Regions from separate parts of the Homo sapiens genome. Here region 2 is linked to region 1. Evidence: chromatin contacts called from ENCODE Hi-C or POLR2A ChIA-PET data. All regions are on one chromosome and are shown on one strand. Each heading gives the region's core, a stretch centred on a gene start or an enhancer-like site at or near the end of the contact. The rest is flanking DNA. Distances are from core to core; before and after follow the strand shown.

Evidence for each region. A loop is a pair of places that touch in the nucleus more often than their neighbours do. ChIA-PET counts read pairs that join two places held with the same protein, here RNA polymerase II (POLR2A). Pooled maps may share reads with other maps.
Region 2: a map of aorta shows a loop between it and region 1 (4-fold over the local background). The contact joins two enhancer-like sites. A Hi-C loop is called at or near these places in 12 of 168 maps with a recorded cell type or tissue (Caco-2, Calu3, HepG2 and 8 more) and 10 of 50 pooled maps. POLR2A ChIA-PET finds 5 or more read pairs at or near these places in 7 of 52 experiments (BJ, Caco-2, H1 and 4 more).

Annotation. Positions count from the first base shown.
Region 1 is chr2:109,645,262-109,652,480 of GRCh38, forward strand. It overlaps a transcript of RANBP2 not described here. Among named protein-coding and RNA genes, the nearest start is that of SOWAHC, 35 kb to the left of the region's middle. Within about 2 kb of position 2,590, at least 4 of the 41 ENCODE cell types and tissues checked have a DNase peak (open chromatin) inside an H3K27ac peak, as active enhancers do.
Region 2 is chr2:109,686,965-109,694,183 of GRCh38, forward strand. It overlaps a transcript of RANBP2 not described here. Among named protein-coding and RNA genes, the nearest start is that of SOWAHC, 76 kb to the left of the region's middle. Within about 2 kb of position 4,032, at least 12 of the 41 ENCODE cell types and tissues checked have a DNase peak (open chromatin) inside an H3K27ac peak, as active enhancers do.

The DNA of each region.
Region 1 (7,219 bases), core at 1,340-3,839:
GGGAGGTTGCAAATACCCCTCCACTTAGTACGTAAATTCAGCAACCTTAATCTAGAACAGCAAGGAGTCTTAGAATTGGCACAGAGTGGGCACCCAGCCCCTTCTGGCCAAATCCCTGATGAGAGATGCCTGAAATTCACCCTTTCAGCCTGAGATTTTGTTCTCTGTGTAAAGCCAATTGTTGCTGTCATTAGTAAGCGAAACTACGCCTTACAAAAGTAAATGCGGGTCCTCCTCAGTTTGCTTCTGAAAGAAGGCTTTCCGGGGAGATGTGCTAAACAAACCAAGCCTGGCTGTACCTGCAAGCTCAGGCTGCCACATGGTCTGAAGCTTGGATTCCTGAGAGGTGCGACAGGCTCAGGGTCCCCTGCCTGGACTCAAGAGTCAGCCTGTCTAGACTGGAATTCCCGACCCTTCACTTAAATATGTGGACAAACCTCTTTCTGCCTCAATTTCCTCATCAGTCAAAAATAGTTATTACTAGTGCCTACCTCCTAGAGCTGCTTGGAGGTTAGAATCTGTGAACATAGATGAAGCTGTGTCTATACCCGGTAAGTCCAGCATGAGTGTTCATTGTAATTATTTGATTATGGCTGTCTCCCACATACTGGCTCTCAGGGGTGCGCCATTCCCATTTCAAACTCTATGCTCGGAGTGTAGACAAAACTCTCAACGCAGCCAAAAAAGGCTGAAATGCTCATGAAAACTTCACAGACACCAGGGAGAACTCAAGGGAGCTAAAGTCAAAGGAAACGTGAAGCCTGACACCAGCTGAGCTCTACCGGCTGGGGCCGGAATGCTGTCCCCAACCTTCCCTCCTCCGGCATTTGGTCCTTCTGAGGCAATCTACCATGCTCTCACCCTAGGCTATGTTCTGTTAGTTGATTTTATTTCTGGTCTTCTCCCAGGTGACTGTCCCTTATCCGTAAGGCAAGACCTACTTCACCCAGAAAGTGGCACTGGCTTCAGACTAGGACCAGGGTCAGGTGTGTGAGACGCTCACATCGGGTGCAAAATGTAAGGGGGCAAGAGGCAAAAAGTCATCCAGATAAATGATATTTTGATGCAATATTTTAAAAAATTAAATGAATTTTTAAAAATCACAAATAAAATATTACTATATTAAATGCAGACAGGCTCTGACTGCATCATGCCCAACCACACTGGAGCCTGAGGCAAAAGGAGTAATGCTCTCCCCTGTACTCATGTTTGCATGTATTTGTAAACGGCTAATAATTTTTTTTTTTTGAGATGGAGTCTTGCTCTGTCGCCCAGGCTGGAGTGCAATGGCACAATCTCGGCTCACTGCAAACTCTGCCTTCTGGGTTCAAGTGATTCTCCTGCATCAGCCTCCCGAATAGCTGGGATTACAGGCGACTGCCACCATGACTGGCTATTTTTTTTTTTTTTTTTTTTGTATTTTTTGTAGAGATAGGGTTTCACCATGTTGGCCAGGCTGGTCTTGAACTCCTGACCTCAAGAGATCCACCCACGTAGGCCTCCCAAAGTGCTGGGATTACAAGTGTGAGCCACTGCTCCCGGCCACAAATGGCTAATAATTTTAAGAAAATATTGTTGGAAGGGTTTGCTTCCATCAAAGCCAGGAAAGTAAAATGGTAATTCTATTTTGGGTGTAAGCAAAATGTTTACATTGAAAACAATACTAGGAGTTTTAATAAACTTGTTTTTCAAATTTTCAGTATTTTTTCACTACCTCAATGTTCTATGGAAGTTTTTAAAATCGTGGAAGAAATACATAAAACATCTGTAGATGAGATGCAGTTTTTCCCTTTGTCTGATCCACAGGGCAGGGTGCTGGGCTCTGCTTCCCAGCCCAGACCTTCCTGTGCGTGATCCTTTTGGGAAGTGTCAGCCACTCAATGGCTCTCCTCACTTTTTTTTTTTTTTTTTTTTTTTTTTTGAGATGGAATCTCGCTCTGTCGTCAGGCTGGAATGCAGTGGCATGATCTTGGCTCACTGCAACCTCCACCTCCTGGGTTCAAGCGATTCTTCTGCCTCAGCCTCCTAAATATCTGGGACTACAGGCGTGTGCCACCACGGCCAGATAATTTTTGTATTTTTAGTAGAGACGGGGTTTCACCGTGTTGGCCAAGATGGTCTCGATATCTTAACCTTGTGATCCGCCCACCTCAGCCTCCCAAAGTGCTGGGATTACAGGCGTGAGCCACCACACCCGGCCCTCTCCTCACTTTTTTTATTTTTTTGAGATGGAGTCTCACTCTGTCACCCAGGCTGGAGTGCAATGGCGTGATCTCGGCTCACTGCAATCTCCGCCTCCCGGGTTCAAGTGATTCTCCTGCCCCAGCCTCCCTAGTAGCCGGGATTACAGTTGCCTGACACCATGCCCAGCTAATTTTTTGTATATTTGGTAGAGATGGGGTTTCACTATGTTGGCCAGGCTGGTCTCGAACTTCTGACCTCAGGCGATCCACCCGCCTCAGCCTCCCAAAGTACTGGGATTACAGGCATGAGCCACCCCGCCCGGCTCGGCTCTCCTCACTTAAACAACATTAGAGCCAGAGAAGCAAAACTAGGCTTGCTTGTATGCCCTTGCTTCTTGAAAGTCTTTGGCAATCTGGTCTGACCAAGAATTTGAGAACAAGCATCATTCCACAAATGCCCGTTAGCTGCCTCACTCAGTGCCCACTGAGGCCTGGCTCTGGGGTGATGTGTCACACACCCTAACCCTTTGCTGAGCTGCTTAAGTATGTTGGAGGAGGCAGAAAATAAACAAGTGGGCCAATTAGCAGTAATCACACATTAGGAGGGGTTACAGGATGGAAACAGAGAGGGTGCAAGAACTAAGTGGCCAAGGTTGGCTTCACTGAGAGCATGAGAGGCACAGCCCCGCAGAAGGGATAGTGACCGCTTGGGTCCTCGGGTGGGAATGCTTGGCGTGGGCTGGGAGCTGAAGGGAGAAGAATGTGAACACCGAACCACTGAACCAACAGCAGAGAACTCAAAGGCAGGAAGGAGGCTTGGCTGGCTGCAGCCTGGCAGGGATCTGTGGACAACATTCTCTGTGCAGTGGGAGTCCCTGGAAGATTTTAAGCAGCAGAAAGACACCATCTGATTTACACTTTTTTTTGAGGCAGTTTCACTCTTGTTGCCCAGGCTGGAATGCATGATGCAATCTCGGCTCACTGCAACCTCCGCCTCCCAGCAGTTCTCTTGCCTCAGCCTCCCAAATAGCTGGGAATACAGGCATATGTCATGATGCCCGGCTAATTTTGTATTTTTAGTAGAGATGGGGTTTCACTATGTTGGCCAGGCTGGTCTTGAATTCCTGACCTCAGGTGATCCACCCGCCTTGGCCTCCCAAAGTGCTGGGATTACAGGTGTGAACCACTATGCCCAGCTGATTTACATCTTTTTTTTTTTTTTTTTCTGAGACGGAGTCTTGCTCTGTTGCCCAGGCTGGAGTGCAGTGGCGTGATCTTGGCTCACATCAACCCCTGCCGCCTGGGTTCAGGCAATTCTCCTGCCTCAGCCTCCCGAGTAGCTGGGATTACAGGCACGTGCCACCACTTCGGGCTCATTTTTGTATTTTTAGTAGAGATGGGTTTTCAGCATCTTGGCCAGACTGGTCTTGAACTCCAGACCTTGTGATCCACCCATCTTGGCCTCCCAAAGTGCCGGGAGTGTGGAGTGCTGGGAGTGTCTGCTGTGCGGAGGATGGACTGGTTGCGGGTGAGAGGGCTGGATGTATAGGTAGGACAATCAGGTAGGTGGCTGCAGTCACAACAACGGCGACCTGGACCAGTTGACGGCCTGGTGCTCGGTAACTACTTTCACCCCAAAAAGACAAAACGGTAATAGATAATGCTCACTAACAGTTATAATTTTCAGTATTTATTGCAAACTAGGAAATAAACACCTGATTACCAAACCATTTAAAGAATGAGAAAAAGCAAGATTCATCAAAGCTGGTAAAAGCAAAACTGAAAAATTGATTGCAAAACTATAGTGGTTTGATTGGCTCCATGACTAAAGTCCTGGAGACTAAATGAATAAAGCTTAAGTTGAAGCTTTCTAATATGAGGTATGTGTTCCTGAAAATGGTACTTTAAATCTATTGTAGGGATTTAATATTTAAAGGTATTATGAATTTCTTTTTCTTTTTCTTTTTTTTTGAGACAGAGTCTCACTCTGTCGCCCAGGCTGGAGTGCGGTGGCGTGATCTCGGGTCACTGCAACCTCTGCCTCCCGGGTTCAAGCGATTCTCCTGCCTCAGCCTCCCAAGTAGCTGGGATTACAGGCGTTCACCACCACACCCGGCTAATTTTTGTATTTTTAGTAGAGATGGGGTTTCACCATGTTAGCCAGACTGGTCTCAAACTCCTGACCTCAGGTGATCCGCCTTCCTCGGCCTGCCAAAGTACTGGGATTACAGGCATGTGCCACCATGCCCAGCCAGTATTTTGAATTTTATACCTTCCTAAAGTGAAGATTTTCTGTAAAGCATGTGATTACTTCCTTGATTATCTCTTGAGAAAGTTTCAAGTTTTTGGTTTCTCATTTTCTTAAGACCTGATTTCTAGAACACAAATTTTCTTTAAGAAAAATTCCCTCTGATGTGTTTAAAGAAAAACATTGGCTACTTCTGCAAAAATGAATCTTGGAAAGCCATTGCAACAATAAGTTAGCCCATTGGAGGCCACGGCCCCACCCTTACTGGCACGTTTTACTAGACATAACGAAATGATAATTCCAGGCTGCAATGATCCTAAAGTTTCTCAGAACAGTCTCAATTTTGGATATTCCTCGTGGGACAGTAATATGGGTGACTTTCTTTTCTCAATTGACTCACAGATATTTGTGTTCCTTTGTATTTTGTAGGAAACAAAAGTCGCTGAGATGATGGAAATCCATAAGGCTCATCATCATACGTTCTGGTGAGGCTACAGCACACACAGCATGAATCGGGTTTGGAGAATGGAGCCTATGCCACACAGATAGGAATTTAATCTGGGGAATTATCAGCAGCTGACAGAGCAAACAACGGGAAGGTAAGGCATCCCAGAGGTTAGTCATTGCAGGAAGCCGCTAGTCTCCCAAGGCAGAAAGACAAAAAGTGGAGGTGAAGCCAGGTGTCCAAAAGCCAGGACCACCTATGTGAGCCAGGACTATGGGGGAGGGCCTGCCCGGGCAGAGCTGAAGCACTGAGGAGAGACAGCTGGAGATGCTATCTGAGTGGGGAGACCGGGCAGGGGTCCCACTTTCCCTCCTTACCAATCTGTCACCAGTGCCTCCCACAGGACCACTGATGTGGTTTGACTGTGTCCCCACCCAAATCTCATCTTGAATTGTAGCTCCCATAATCCCCGTGTGTTGTGGGAGGGACCCAGTGGGAGATCATTGAATCATGGGCGGAGCTTCCTCCGTGCTGTTCTTATGGTAGTGAAGAAGTCTCATGAAATCTGATGATTTTATAAGGGGTTTCCTCTTTCTCTTGGCTCTCATTCTCTCTTTTCTGCCACCATGCTAAACGTGCCTTTTGCCTTCTGCTATGATTGTGAGGCCTCCCAGCCATGTGGACCTGTGAGTCCAATAAACCTCTTTTTCTTTATAAATTACCCGGTCTTGGGTATGTCTTTATCAGCAGCATGAAAACGGACTAATACGACAACCTAGCAGGAAGCTGGCGGGGGAGTCTGGGAAATGCAGTCTTGAGGGACAGTCCCCAGTGGTGCAGGGCAGAGAGTGGAGGTAAATGGCTGGCACAAGCATGCCCTTGCTGCCCAGTTTCCATTCTTGTAGTTCTACCCGTATTTAACTCCTGCCAGGACCAATTTCTCCTTCATACACCAACTTCTCCTTCATACATCCTCTCCCCACAAAGGGAGAGGCAAAGTCCCAGCAACCCCTGTACCTATCTCAAAATGAGTTACAAGGTAATAATGAGAGGGTTCACTACCATTTCCACCCCTTGATTCCTGGGCCTGTGAATGTCTTCTGTGGAAGAAACAATACCACATATTACTCCCTGGCTCATGGCATCCTGTAGGGCTTGGCTCCTAGATGGTTCCATAACTGAATATACATAAGACTGGGCTCAAGCAAGTTCAGAAAGTACAAGTATTGAGCAGGTGGCCCAGTGTTCCATGACACCTACTCCTGCTGCATTGCTCTCCCAAACAAATGGAAGCTCTTTATGACCATACAAGAGGAGAATGAAAGCTGGGGTCTAGTTTACAATTAGGTCTACATAATATGTTGGCACCAACAAGAAATAGACTGCTGTTGCACCAAGCACCTCTCAAGGGTGGCCCTGAAGAACAGTGGTGAAGAAAAATATTCCCAATGGACAAAACTTTGAGCCCTTTCCCTAAAAGGAGCAGTCACCAGAGGTGAGGATCTGTGCTGACTCATACGCCTTGGCTAATGATTTGAGCGGTTGGCTGGGGACTTAGAACAAAATTGGAAGATTTATGACAAGGAGGCCTGGGAAGAAGTCAGATCTTTCAGAATGGGGAGAGCATGATGATGTTTGTGTCCTGCATGACTGTTTCCCAACGGCATCCACCGCAGAGGCTTTCAGAAGTCAGATGAACAAGATGATGGCGATGATGATTCCTGCTACTCCCTGCCCCAGCTTGCTTCATGGTCTGTGTACAAAATGGCCCTAGCAATGAGATGAAGGTTGCACATGTGCTCAGCAGTGCAGCCCCACTCTCACCAGGGCTGACCCAGCTATTACCCCTGCTGACAGCCCAACCTGCAGTGACAGGGGCCAATGCTTCCTCCCCAGCACAGTACCATTCCTGAGAGCAGGTGGTGTGTGGCAGCTGCACGGTAGTGGGTTGCTTACATGAGACCCTTCCATCATTGGCAGCATTTGTCCTTACTACATTAGACAACTATGCTGTCTGTGGGTTTGCTTCTCTTGCCTGCTGTGCTTCTGCTGCGCCACTATCCATGGACTTAAAAAAGGATTTTTGTTTGTTTTTTTTTTTTTGAGACGGAGTCTCGCTCTGTCACTCAGTCTGGAGCGCAGTGGCGCCATCTCGGCTCACTGCAAGCTCCGCCTCCCAGGTTCACGCCATTCTCCTGCCTCAGCCTCCTGAGAAGCTGGGACTACAGGCACCCGCCACCACGCCCGGCTAATTTTTTGTATTTTTTTTAGTAGAGACGGGGTTTCACTGTGTTAGCCAGGATGGTCTTGATCTCCTGACTTCGTGATCCGCCCACCTCGGCC
Region 2 (7,219 bases), core at 2,782-5,281, 43 kb after region 1:
TCCTAATCCTAAAGTTGCTGGTTTGAACAGGAAAGAGCTTACATCCTAAATATGCCTATGTAAATAAAATAATGCTCATAGTCCCATAAATGTTTTATAAAAGATATTTGTCCTTTAAATACAGCCTCTTCCCCCGCATAGAGAACATCTGATTTTTTTTTCACTCACGAGGATTTTCTTTGTGTAGCTGCCATGAGCAGAGACATCTGGGTCTGTGTGCCTTGCCCGCCACTTGTAGGGCTCAATGCACTCAATTAAGTGGCTCATTCAGTTATTTATTTGTATCAACAAAGACTTTTATTTGGGGGTTATAATTAACAACGTCATGAGCTCCTGCATGCTGAGCCCTGTATCCTTTTGATAGTCCCCATTTGATTTTTGAGCACTTCTTATATTTTGGCTCCATAAGATGTTCAGGCCCATCTTGTATTTTCCCTGCCCCATCCCTAGAACCAGCTCCTCTCTGAGGAGCCCTGGTTTCTCTTCTTGGAGAATGGGCTCTAGAATGGGCTCTAGAATGAATTCATATCCACACCTGTGAGGCCAATCTCGCACCACAAGTTCAACCTAGCCTCATTTGTAACTTATTTCTCCAGCTGTGGGAAACCTGGCTCTCCTCGACCACAGTACATTTACTGTCTTCAACCTGAGTGTACACCTGCCCCTGTGAGGAGAAAATCCACACCTGCTCTGTAGCGACTCTGTACCATTCTTATGGTCCTGGCCTGATGGGATCCAGCCACAGAACTGCCTTCCAAAGTTCCTCAGGTCAGGGGATTTTTTTTTTTTTTTTTTTGAAACAGGGTCTGACTCTGTTGCTGAGGATGGAGTGCAGTGGTGCGATCATGGCTCACTGCAGCCTCAGACCTCCCGGACTCAGGTGATCCTTCCACCTCAGGCTCCTGAGTAGCTGGGACTACACACGTGCACCACCATGTCCAGTTAATTTTTCTGTATTTTTAACAGAGATGGGCTTTTCGCCATGTTGCCCAGGCTGGGTCAGGAGATTTTAATGATGACATGAACAAACCAGAAAACAGAAAAATAGTGATAGGAAAGGAGAGCCTGGGTGGGAGAGGGTGGTAAGACAGAAGGAAAATGACACCCCAGGGTCTTGGGACCAGCAATGCCTGGCTGGGAAACTGCTCCGCATGTGTGGCTGTGACCTGTCTTGTTGGAGTGTACGTTCTGTTTGGTTTTCAGTCCCGAGGAGTCACAGAGTTGCCTATTTCTCGGGGCAACAGCAGGAAAGGCCCTCCTGAGGCCTATGGTGCCCTGTGGATGAGATCTTGGGGTCCAGGCCTTGGCAACCCCTCCCTGGGACAAGCTGCTGTATAGACTGGGCCTCGTTCCTCAGAGGACATCCTCTGATGGCTTTGGCTCTGTGAAGGCTCTCCAGTGAACACTTGTCCTTCCTGGGCACACTCTCAGGAGCGCGACCCCTGCAGTCCCCTGACATGGGCAGCCTCCTGTGAGCTGAAAAGAGACTCTGTTGGAGCCCCTACTTTTCCTTTAGAATCAATGTAAAATTGCAGGACATGGCAGCTCACGCCTGTAATCCCAGCACTTTGGGAGGCCGAGGTGGGTGGATCACGAGGTCAAGAGATCAAGACCATCCTGGCCAACCAACGTGGTGAAACCTTGTCTCTACTAAAAATACAAAAATTAGCTGGGCGTAGTGGCGCACGCCTGTAGTCCCAGCTACTCAGGAGGCTGAGGCAGGAGAGTCTACTGAACCCGGCAGGCGGAGGTTGCAGTGAGCCGAGATTGTGCCACTGCACTCCAGCCTGGGTGACGGAGCGAGACTCTGTCTCAATAAAAAAAAAAAAAAAAAAAAAAAAAAGAATCAATGTAAAATTGTTTCCTCTTCCTCAATGCTGTCTATAGCTTCCTTTCCTGGCCTACATTTATTTTCCTTCCTTCCTTCCTTCCTTCCTTCCTTTCTTCCTTCCTTCCTTTTTTAAGACGGAGTTTCACTCGTCACCCAGGCGGAGTGCAATGGCATGATCTCGGCTCACTGCAACCTCTGCCTTCTGGGTTTAAGCGACTCTCCTGCCTCAGCCTCCCGAGTAGGTGGGATTACAGGCACCCAAGACCACGCCCAGCTAATTGTTGTACTTTTAGTAGAGGCGGGATTTCACCATATTGGCCAGGCTGATCTTGAACTCCTGACCTCAGGTGATCCACCCACCTCGGCCTCCCAAAGTGCTGAGATTACAGGCGTGAGCCACCGTGCCCGGCCTGGATGACATTTTCTAGGAACCTGTTACCTCTGCCTGAAAATCTGGTAGGCAGTTAGGAACAGCCCTGGGAGCTGCAGACAGGCTTTTGGAAAGACCCACAACAGCATGCCTGGGCAGCAGAGAGAGCTTGCCAAATAGGTGCACATAGGTTGGGGGACATGTGACATTCCATAGGCCTCCTAGATGGACCTTTGCAGCCTGAATTCTAACACCTTTTTTCAAATCCATTGAGGACAAATAACAGGGTTGAATGTACATTTAAACTGGGCAGCTTTATCCTATGCTAGCATCTGGGGTCAGCAGGCATAGAAGAGCAGAGAGGTCAGCAGGCAACAATTCCTGGTAAGATTTGCAAGGAGCTGTAGCATATTTTCAGTACCTGCTTCTCATTAGCAATGACAAAATCCAGCCAGGCCTTCAACTGAGATTTTTTTCCCGCTACATTCTGGTTCAGCAAACTCTAAAATTCCTTCTGCCAAACGCTCTCTTCCTTCCTTCCCCCCTCATCTCTGCTCAATTTCTAAAAGCATAGTCAAGCACTTAAAGGGAAATTTCATCCATATGGGTTGGATTATCTACACTTAACTCATAAATACTGCTCTTTTGTTAAGAGTTATTCCATTGCCAAGTGTCTCTGAACAACAAAATGTTTTTCCAAAAAAAAGTGATAACTGAACTCCAAAAATTAGTATCTGTGTTCACTCTCTCTCCTTACCTAAATTGTATTCGATTTAACCAGCATTTATGAAATTTCCTGAGCTGGATTATGTACCTATTGGGGGTATGCACGTACGGCACAAAGATCAAAGCTCTTTGGTGCTTGTTCTCTAGGAGTTATTGGTCCAGTGAGGGAAACAGCTACCCACCATGGTACTGTGAACCCTGAATGTATCTGAGACAGGTCTCAGCCAATTTAGGAAGTTTATTTTGCCAAAGTTAAGGATGCATGCCAGTGACACAGCCTCACGAGGTCCTGCTATGTGCCCAAGGTGGTCAGAGCACAGCTTGGTTTTATACATTTTAGGGAGACGGGAGACATCAATTAACATATGTAAGATGAACGTTGGTTCGGTCTGGAAAAGCGGGACAACTCGAAGCAAAGGCGGGACAACTCAAAGTTGTGGGAGCACTTCCAGGTCATAGGTAGATGAGAGACAAATGGTTGCATTCTTTTGAGTTTCTGATTAGCCTTTCCAAAGAAGGCAATCAGATATGCCTTTATCTCAGTGAGCAGAGGGATGACTTTGAATAGAATGGAAGGCAGGTTTGCCCTAAGCAGTTCCTAGCTTGACTTTCCCATTTAGCTTAGTGATTTAGGGGCCTCAAGATTTATTTTCCTTTCACAGTAGCCTTATTAATTACGTTCTTAGCATGCTCCTGGCACGTGTGACAAAGGAAGCCACCCAGGGGCAGAGGAATCCCAGAGTCCCTTGAGAATGAGCAAGTTGTTTAAGGCAGCACAGCCAGTGAGGGACGAGCCAGGCCGGCCTTCCAGACGTTCACCATCAGTAAGCTCCTGAGAAACACCTTGGGTATGGAAGGGGAATGCGGGGCAGGGCTGGGGGTGGGGTGTGTTGGGGGGTAGAATTCTGCTAAGCCTAGGCCTACCCCTTCCTGACTTTGTTTTTTCCCTTTGCCCCACCTTCTTCCTTCATGTACACTCAGTAACTAGGGAGTTCTGGACATTGACCTTGTGATTATCTCTTCTCAGCCTAGTCCTGGCTTTGTTTTGTGTTTCTCATGTCATTGATGGGGCACCTCCTAGATCAGGGACAGCCAGTTCTGCAGGTTTGACAATGTTCAACCATAAACACCAGAGCAATCAGCTCTGTCCTGCTGCAAGGCAGGTTCTTTACAAATGACAGAGCAAAGACCTTGGATCTCTCCTGGCACTGCAGAACTTGAGGCTAAAAATACGTAGGAATGATGGGAAGTGTTTACAATAGCCCTTGCCAGAAGCCTAGCAAGTGTGTTTAAAGAAAAATGGAAAAGTGCACTGATGTTCAAGTAACGCAACCAGGCCCCATCAGCTGTGGACTATTGGGAGAGAAATTTCTCTTAGATGACAGGTTTTTAGTGGATACCACATTAGCAATAGTGGTCTCGGTCTAAACGTGGGGACATGCGGACAGAGCAACCCAGAGCCACAGGTCGGTGATCAATCAGTGCTGCCAGGCATAAGGCTGGGTTGGACCGGGGCCTGGTGGGGCTGGTCTCTGAGCTCACTCAGGCCTGTTTCTAGGGCTCTGTTCTGAGCTGGATCCAAGCAGGAACTCCCAGGACTACCCTGCACTTGGCTAGGGCAGCTTAGCTTCAGGGGCCAGGCTAGGTCTAGAATGAATTTCCGAGAGTTCTGCCAGCCTCCAAAAAGGGGACTTGGGGGTACCTCAGGTGATCTCCTGGGTTGCAAGCTCTGGTTCCTTCTGCCCCCAGAAGGGGTAAGGAGGGGATAGGGAGGGACAAGCAACCAGAACACAAATCTATAGAGTAAAACAGAGCCTCTGTGGGGGCCCTGGACACATGCAGCCCTGTTTCCACCTCCAACTTTAGGCCCCCTGGAAAGTTCATGATCAGTTTTTTTGGTTTTTTTTTTGAGGCAGAGTCTTGCTCTGTCACCCAGGCTAGAGCGCAGTGGCACGATCTCGGCTCATTGCAAACTCCACCTCCCAGGTTCAAGCAATTCTCCTGCCTCAGCCTCCCGAGTAGCTGGGATTACAGGCGCCCGCCACCGTGCCCAGCTAATTTTTGTATTTTTTAGTAGAGACGAGGTTTCACCATCTTGGCCAGGCTGGTCTTGAACTCCCGACCTCATGATCCACCCGCCTCGGCCTCCTAAAGTGCTGGGATTACAGGCGTGAGCCACCATGCCCGGCCCATGATCAGTTTTCAATTTCTGCCTATCAAACCCAAATCCATCCCTTGCACATTTTAGGTTTTTGTGTTCTGAATCAGGAGTGGATAAAATGTGGCAGCAGAAAAAAGCCAGACACGAAAGGCCACATGGTACGTGATTCTATTTAGGGGAACTGTCTCTGATAGGCAAACACATAAAACAGAAGGCAGAGAGGGGGCTGCCTCAGGCTGGGGGCGGTGGGGAGGGCGCTGGGGTTACAGCAGAGGGGTGGCACATCTCCTTGGGGTAATAAAGTGTTCTAAAGTGGTTACGGTGGTGGCAGATGCACAACTCTGAGAACAGACTCTAAACCACTGAGTTGTTTACCTTAGGGGGTGGTTTTTATAGTATGCAAATTATATCTCAATAAAAATCAAATGTGAGAGCAGAACTGAGAGAAACAAAATCCAAGCTGAGAGGCCGTCTGCTTCTCTCCTTGTTAAGAAGGTCCTTGGGTTTTTGTTTGGTTTTGGCTCAGCTGGAGGCCGAGGCCGTGTGGGAGAAAGCGAGGAAGCCTGTGGGAGGGAGGCCCACTTCCCCACTGCGGCCCGGTGCCATTTCTCCTTTCCCTAAGTCAATCATTTGGTTTCCCAAGAAGCAGCTAAGTGGCTGCCTGCATAAATTCACCTCTGAAATTGCAGAGGGAAGGGCCCACATGCGCCTCGTTCCTCATCTTTTAACCGTCACTCATTCAACTTGTATTTCTTTTTTCTTTCTTTCTTTTTTTTTTTTTTTGAGATGAAGTCTTGCTCTTGTCCCCCAGGCTGGAGTGCAATGGTGCGATCTCGGCTCTCTGCAACCTCCACCTCCCGGGTTCAAGCGATTCTCGTGCCTCAGCCTCCTGAGTAGCTGGGATTACAGGCACCCGCCACGGTGTCAGACATATCTCATTATACCGTCTGCCCTTTTGGAATTCAGGCACAGCTTACCAGCATTAACATCAACACAGAGACCTTAAGACTGCTAGAGCAGACTCTTTAAGTCTGATAAGAAACATTTGCAGTCTATTCTCTCTGAAGCCTGCTACCTGAAGGCTTTATCTGCTTGATAAAATCTTGGTCTCCACAACCCCTTATTTTTATTTTTTTATTTTTTGAGAGGGAATCTCACTCTATCGCCCAGGCTGGAGTGCAGTGGCACGATCTCAGTTCACTGCAACCTCCTGGGTTCAAGTGATTCTTATGCCTCACCCTCCCGAGTAAGCTGGGATTGCAAGTGTGTGCCACCATGCCCAGCTGTTTTTTTCTATTTTTAGTAGAGACGGGGTTTCACTGTGTGGCCAGGCTGGCCTCAAGTGATCCACCCGCTTCGGCCTCCCAAAGTGCTGGTATTACAGGTGTGAGCCACCACACCCGGCCCACAACTCCTGGTGGCAGATAATTGAATCATGGGGTGGTTTCCCCCATACTGTTCTCGTGGTAGTGAGTAAGTCTCACAACATCTGATGATTTTATAAGGGGTTTCCCCTTTCACTTGACTCTTATTTCTCTCTCTTGCCTGCCACCACGTAAGACGTGACTTTCACCTTCTGCCATGATTGTGAGGCCTCTTCAGCCATGTGGAAATGTGAGTTCATTAAACCTCTTTTGGTTTATAAATTACCCATGTCAGGTATGTCTTTATCGGCAGCACGAAAGCAGAGTAATATACCAATGTTCATATTAAATATGTTGATTGATGTCTCATGTCTCCCTAAAATTTATAAAACCAAACTGTGTTCTGACCACCTTGGGCACATGTCTTTAAGACCTCCTGAGGCTGTGTCATGGGTGCCCATCTTCAACCTTGGCAAAATAACTGAGACCTGTCTCAGATATTCAGGGTCCACAGCAGGGTTGTCACAAACCTTTAATTTGTAAAAAATGTAATAGCTGCAAAGTGCAGTAAAGCAAAGCAAAACGAAATGAGGTATGCCTGTGTGTGTGCATGTGTGTGTCTACAAACATTGAGTATCTCTTATAATGTGGTTTGGGTCTGTGTCCCCACCAAATCTCATGTTGAATTGTAATCCCCAATGTTGGAGGTGGGGCCTGGTGGGAGGAGATTGGATCATGGGGGTGGATTTCTCATGAATGGCTTGGCA